Regions from separate parts of the Homo sapiens genome. Here region 1 is linked to region 2. A link is a contact called in ENCODE Hi-C or POLR2A ChIA-PET data. All regions are on one chromosome and are shown on one strand. The core of a region is the stretch at or near the end of the contact, and the rest is flanking DNA. Distances in the headings are between cores, read along the strand shown.

The links. A loop is a pair of places that touch in the nucleus more often than their neighbours do. ChIA-PET counts read pairs that join two places held with the same protein, here RNA polymerase II (POLR2A).
Region 1: a loop to region 2 is called in a map of posterior vena cava, with 5 times the contacts of the local background. The contact joins two enhancer-like sites. A Hi-C loop is called at or near these places in 1 of 168 maps with a recorded cell type or tissue (posterior vena cava). POLR2A ChIA-PET finds 5 or more read pairs at or near these places in 1 of 52 experiments (SK-N-SH).

The regions. Positions count from the first base shown.
Region 1 is chr6:35,668,214-35,670,935 of GRCh38, forward strand. All of the region lies in intron 1 of FKBP5 (FKBP prolyl isomerase 5), which reads right to left. Among named protein-coding and RNA genes, the nearest start is that of MIR5690, 4.8 kb to the left of the region's middle. Within about 2 kb of position 1,363, at least 8 of the 41 ENCODE cell types and tissues checked have a DNase peak (open chromatin) inside an H3K27ac peak, as active enhancers do.
Region 2 is chr6:35,368,992-35,371,904 of GRCh38, forward strand. The region is part of intron 2 of PPARD (peroxisome proliferator activated receptor delta); the gene reads left to right. Among named protein-coding and RNA genes, the nearest start is that of PPARD, 28 kb to the left of the region's middle. RefSeq lists enhancers at 1,369-1,618, 1,649-1,728, 2,068-2,327. Within about 2 kb of position 1,385, at least 27 of the 41 ENCODE cell types and tissues checked have a DNase peak (open chromatin) inside an H3K27ac peak, as active enhancers do.

The sequences.
Region 1 (2,722 bases), core at 113-2,612, 300 kb after region 2:
GGCCTTGCTGAGACTCCTTGTGTGAGCCCAGAGCCCACTCCCCTTTATGCTGGAAACAGCATCCCGGGACTTTCCTCTGGGAAGCCCTGCTTCTCCCTCTTAGGCTAGGCCCAGTGTCCATTTTTTGCCAGTCAGTGCTTTCTATCCCTTTGGCTACCACAACAGTTCAGGGGTAAACACACAACCCTAACAGACCAAAACCAAAATCAATCCTGAAAAGAGTCTAATTTTAATGAAACTATTAAATTGATTATAATTAAGTGACATGTAATACAGCTAAAAATCCTTTTAAAAACTTTGTAATAAATGGAATTTTCACTTAATGTGGCCCCTAAATGTTCTGTGTGACTACAATTTCATATCATAAAACTGGAATGGAATAGTTATAAGTCACCTCTTTTGTTGTTTTTTTTCTTCTTTTTTTTGTATTATTATACTTTAAGTTTTAGGGTACATGTGTTTTGTTTTGTTTGTTATTATTATACTTTAAGTTTTAGGGTACATGTGAAGTCACCTCTTTTGTTAAAATGCACAACAATAAAACAACAAAATATAATGACACAATTTCCATTTCTAAGAAACTATCAGAACTTCATGATTGTCTTAAAGAATTAGAATGTTAAATTCCTATCAATCACATCCTGTTAAAATACTAAGTATAGAAACAGTAAGAAAATGCAGCTCAACCAAGCATATACATTAGTCATATTTCCTCTGATAATTTTTTTTTATAACTTCAAAACTAAAGACTCCTGTAGGAAGTATTTTATAAGGAACCTAAAATGAAACAATATCTAAGAAAACACTTGAGATGCAATTAACTTTTCAAAAAAAGTTTGATCAATTAATCATTTTCTTCTCAACTCTAAGAAAGCTATAGACTGTATTAATAAATCACAGGAAAACAAAGTTAAATTCAGTGTATGAAAACAGAAGTTAACCATTAGAACTCCCTAAGACTGAAATAGGCTATCCTGTAAAACAGGGACCTCCTCTTCCTTGGAACTAAGCTAAAACTAAAACTCTGGAATTCTCTGGAAATAAGACATCCTTGAGGAATTCAATTGATGTGCCAGCTGTTTTGTTTCTTGAAAGAATATAGCTGAATACATACAATAATCTGTTGCCTTTTTTTCTAGCATTGCACAATATTCCTGGCCTACAATGCACATACTGTATCTATTATCATATTTAAGCATCTGATATGAATCCTTAATATTCATCTCTAATTAAATACATACATATTTCAGTTTTCAAAAGAGCATGGTTTTCAGTAAAGTATCATATATATGTTTTCCACAGTCTAAATACAATACATTTCCTGAACTTTTAGCTTTCAGTTTCCTGTTCGTCAGTGGCTACAGCTCTAGAGGCAATACATAAACACACCCCAGCCATGGTATTTCCACTTTTGACAACAGTGGACATGAACTTAATATGACCAATATAATTACAATGCATAGAATGGTACCTGATGGCTAAGACAGCAACAGAAGAAATTCAATAATTTTCAAAATTAGAAATATAAATTATGTTCCATATGTAAGAATTCACATAACAAACCTCTTATAACTTATGACTCAGAAAAAGTTTCTCTCTTCTGAAAAATTGAAAAAGCTTTCTTTACTGGACAATAACTATAAAAGTCACCCTGTTTCCTTTTTTCTCTTGCTTGCCAGGAAGCTCAGAGCTAAATTTAATGTTCAAACACAGAAACTATCTTGCCTCAGATTACTGGTATAAAGATTTCTTCCCATTCCCCCATTCTGCTCATTATTTCTCAAGTGATTTATGCTCATTTTCTGTCTTTGTTTTTAATGGTCTTTGCCTGTTTTGCTTTAATCACAAACTATCAAATCCTTTTCAATGAATAGGTTAATATAAATTATAAATTAAAGAAAACTTAATGACCTTAGTTTGTATCTTCACATCACTGCATAACTTGTTAATGCAATTTATAAAAAATGAAGGTTCTAAAAGGTATCTTTGCTGTTTTAGAGTTAATTATTTCACATGAATCATGATTCACGATTCACTTTTAGAAAAGCCAATGACAATTTTTTTAAATAAAAGAATGATAGAATGAAACAAGGATCAAAACTTAAAATTACTAAATTAGAGACACAGAATTAGGAGGATTCAAAATTTTTTAATGTTTTAAATTTACTAACAAAATTGGTCTGGCAAAGCTAGATAACTATCATAAAAAATTAACTTACATAAAGTGTATTAAATTCTCAGTGGGCACGGTGGCTCATGCCTGTGATCCTAACACTTTGGGAGGCTGAGGCGGGTGGATCACTTGAGGTTAGAAGTTCGCCCTGGCCAATATGGTGAAACCCCGACTCTACTAAAAATACAAAAAAAAATTAGCCGGGTGTGGTGGTGGGCACCTGTAATCCCAGCTACTCGGGAGGCTGAGGCACAAGAATCGCTTGAACCTGGGAGGCGGAGGTTGCAGTGAGAAAAGATCGTGCCACTGCACTCCAGCCTGGGCAACAAAGCAAGACTCCATCTCAAAAAAAAAAAAGAAAGAAAAGAAAAGAAAAGAAAAACTCATATACTGCTATCTGTGTCATTAGCTGCAGAGTAGACAACAGGTATAAAAATATTGAAATAGCCTAGGAATCTAAGAAAAAGGGAAAAAACTCAGTCACATATTTAAAAAATATAAATGCACACATACACATGAAAATATCTCATATATGGTAATACCAAAGTT
Region 2 (2,913 bases), core at 135-2,634:
GGTTAGCACAGCAGTTGGACCTTTCTAGTCTTGTGCCTTGGACATACTTAAGGTACACTTGGAAAAGTAGATTTTAAAACCCTGGATAATTTGGTTTGCCAGTTAAATAAACTTCTATATTTTAGAATATTTGGAAAATAAAGATAAATATAAGGAAGACCATAAAATTACCTAGAACTTTCCTCTCAGAGAATTTCCACGGTTAATGTTTTGAATGGCTATTCATCCTTCCCCTCATGACCCTTCACACCCCCTCTTTTTGAAAACCATATTGAAGTCATATTGAATGTTACTTTTTAGCAGTTTTGTTGAGATGTAAGTCATAAAGTCCACCTGTTGACAGTGTGCAATTTGATGGTTTTTAGTATTTACAGAGTTGTACAACCATCACCACAATCTAGTTTTAGAACATTTTCTTAGTCCCAAAAAGACATCTTATAATCCATTAGCGTGCATTCCCGCCTCGATGCCCCATCCCGCCCTTACTCCAGCCCAAGACTACCACTCATCTGCTTTCTCTACGTACAGATTTACCTGTTCTGGACATTTCATATAAATGGGATCATACAATATGTGATCTTTTGTGATTGGCTTCTGTCACTGGACATAATCATGGTACTGTTTTGAAACCTGCTTTAAACATTTATATCCTAGCAATTTGAATATAGTTTTCAAGAATGCACTTTTAATAGCAGAGCGGTATTCATTCTTATGAGAATATCTAATCTTATTTAATCAGTCCTGCCAACAGACGTTTAGGTTATTTCTCATCTTTTGCTCTTATAGCCAGTGCTCTCTGCACTCAGAAATTATTTTGTTGATTTATTGGTTAATTGTCCGAATCTGTGACTAGAACAAAAGCTCTTTGAGAACAGTCACCTTCTCTGTCTCCCCTACTACTTGGCATAGTTCCTGGCACTTGGTAGGTATTCAGTTTTTAAAGGATGTGTATGTGTGTATATGTGCAAATTTTGAATGAATCAAAATGTAAGGATATTAATAAATGTTGCCATATTGCCAAATTCTAGAAAGTTGTACTAATTTACCCTCTCACTGCAGTATAAGGGTACCTGACTCCCTGTTCCTTTGAATCTGGGTTAATTTGTACAGGAAGTCCTGTGATCTTTTGAATGATGATATTCTCTGACCTGTCAACCAGTTAGTTTGGGAATTGATGCTGTCTGTGTCCTGACCCTGTCTGTGGGCCAGGAAGGGTCTGGCTGTTGGGAAAGATGGTGGTGTGTGGGAGCTCTAGCTGCCCGGGTCCTCATTGTGGCTCCGTGGTATTGTATCGTTTCCTGTTGCCCTTAGAAAGGCTGCATCGTGTTGTCTGGCCACTTCCTCTATTGTGTGCAGGCATGTTGGGGAGTGAGTAGAGTTGGGTGGATAAAGTATGTGTAAGAAGATACTGGTTATGGCTGCTGATTGGAGTGCCTTTTGAAGTCGTCAGGAGAGATGTCACTCTGGAAGTTCAGTGTCTTCAAAAATAGAAATGAAGAAATGCTTCCAGGAAGTCTGATGCAACTGGCCCAGTCTGCCCCCATCTGAGGGTGGTGGGCACCCACATGGCTGGTAAACGCTTCATGAGTCACCCACTGGCCACAGTCCCTGCTCCTCTCCACACACTTCCTGTCTGGAAAAGCCTGCTACCCGCCCATGGTGAAGAGTCACCCCAGAGAACTTGCCAGGGATGCAGGGCAGGTCTTCCCAGGTCACAGCAGCAGCCTCTCGCTCATGGGTTTCACAGCAGTTCTTCTCCCCAAGATGAGTTGTGGTAACTGCTTTTTAGATAAATATGTGGAATGGATGGTTGGGATTGGAAAAAAAAAGAGCGGCTAGATGGCAAGGCAGCTCTTGTGTGTAGCAGGGAGCTCACACGAGCCCCATGGTGGGGCAGTTAAGGCCCCAGAATTCACCTTCTCCAGCAGCTGGCTGCTCATTCTTTTCTTCTTCTCGTGGTTTTCCCATCACATTTCCCTTGGGGTTTCTTCCAGGCCTTCCCCTACTCACCCCACACCCTCTCAGAAGATGCTGCCTCATGTAACTTGGCCAAGCTCTCAAGCATTACAGATGCCTTTACCTTCTTTTCTTTGCATCTTAGAAATCACTCACATGTTGGTCTCTCTCACATAATTGCTTTTTATTATTACTTCAGCGGTTGCCAAGTGCCTACTCTATGCCTAGTACCTTGTTAGACTCGGGAATGATGCAGAAGAAAGAGACTGGACCCTGCCCCCTAGGAGGGTAAATGTCTGTTCTCCCATGGCCTCTGTTTCCCTTCCTCTCTGACTGCGCCTTTGCTGCCCTGGTTCCTCTTCCTCTTTCCGCTGCCTGAGTGTCAACATTCTTCAGGCTTCTGCCCTCTCTCCTCTCCCTCCACGCGCTTGTCCCTTCCTGTGGCTGTGACCATCTGCTCTTATAGCTACCAAATACTAAAGTTCTTTTCTCCTGAAAACCAGGTCCCTGTGTCCACCTGCCTGCTGGAGTGTGCAGCCTTAAAAGCAGAGTCCATCTTTGTCTCTGCTCTTTGCATATCCCCTTTCTGTTAATAATCCGTCATTCTCTCAGTTTCCCGGAGCCTTACTGACAGCTTTAAACCTCATTCCTCTGCCATGCACAGGTCGTTCCTCCCGTTCTTTTGAGTGTTTCTCCCCACTGATTTTCCTGCCTGTAGTGAGTTGGATGGTTGCCCCTCCAAAAGATATGTCCAAGTCCTAACCCCTAGAACCTGTGAACATGACCACCTTGTTTGGAAAAAAACTCATTGCAGAGATTCTTTCCTATGCTGCAGACGTACATGAACCTGTGCTCATTGACCTCCTCTCTGGGCCTGGCCTTGTTGGTCTCTGGCTTGAAATAGTGACTGTACTTCTAGTCCACACAGTGATTACATATTTATTACTCTGTTTGAGC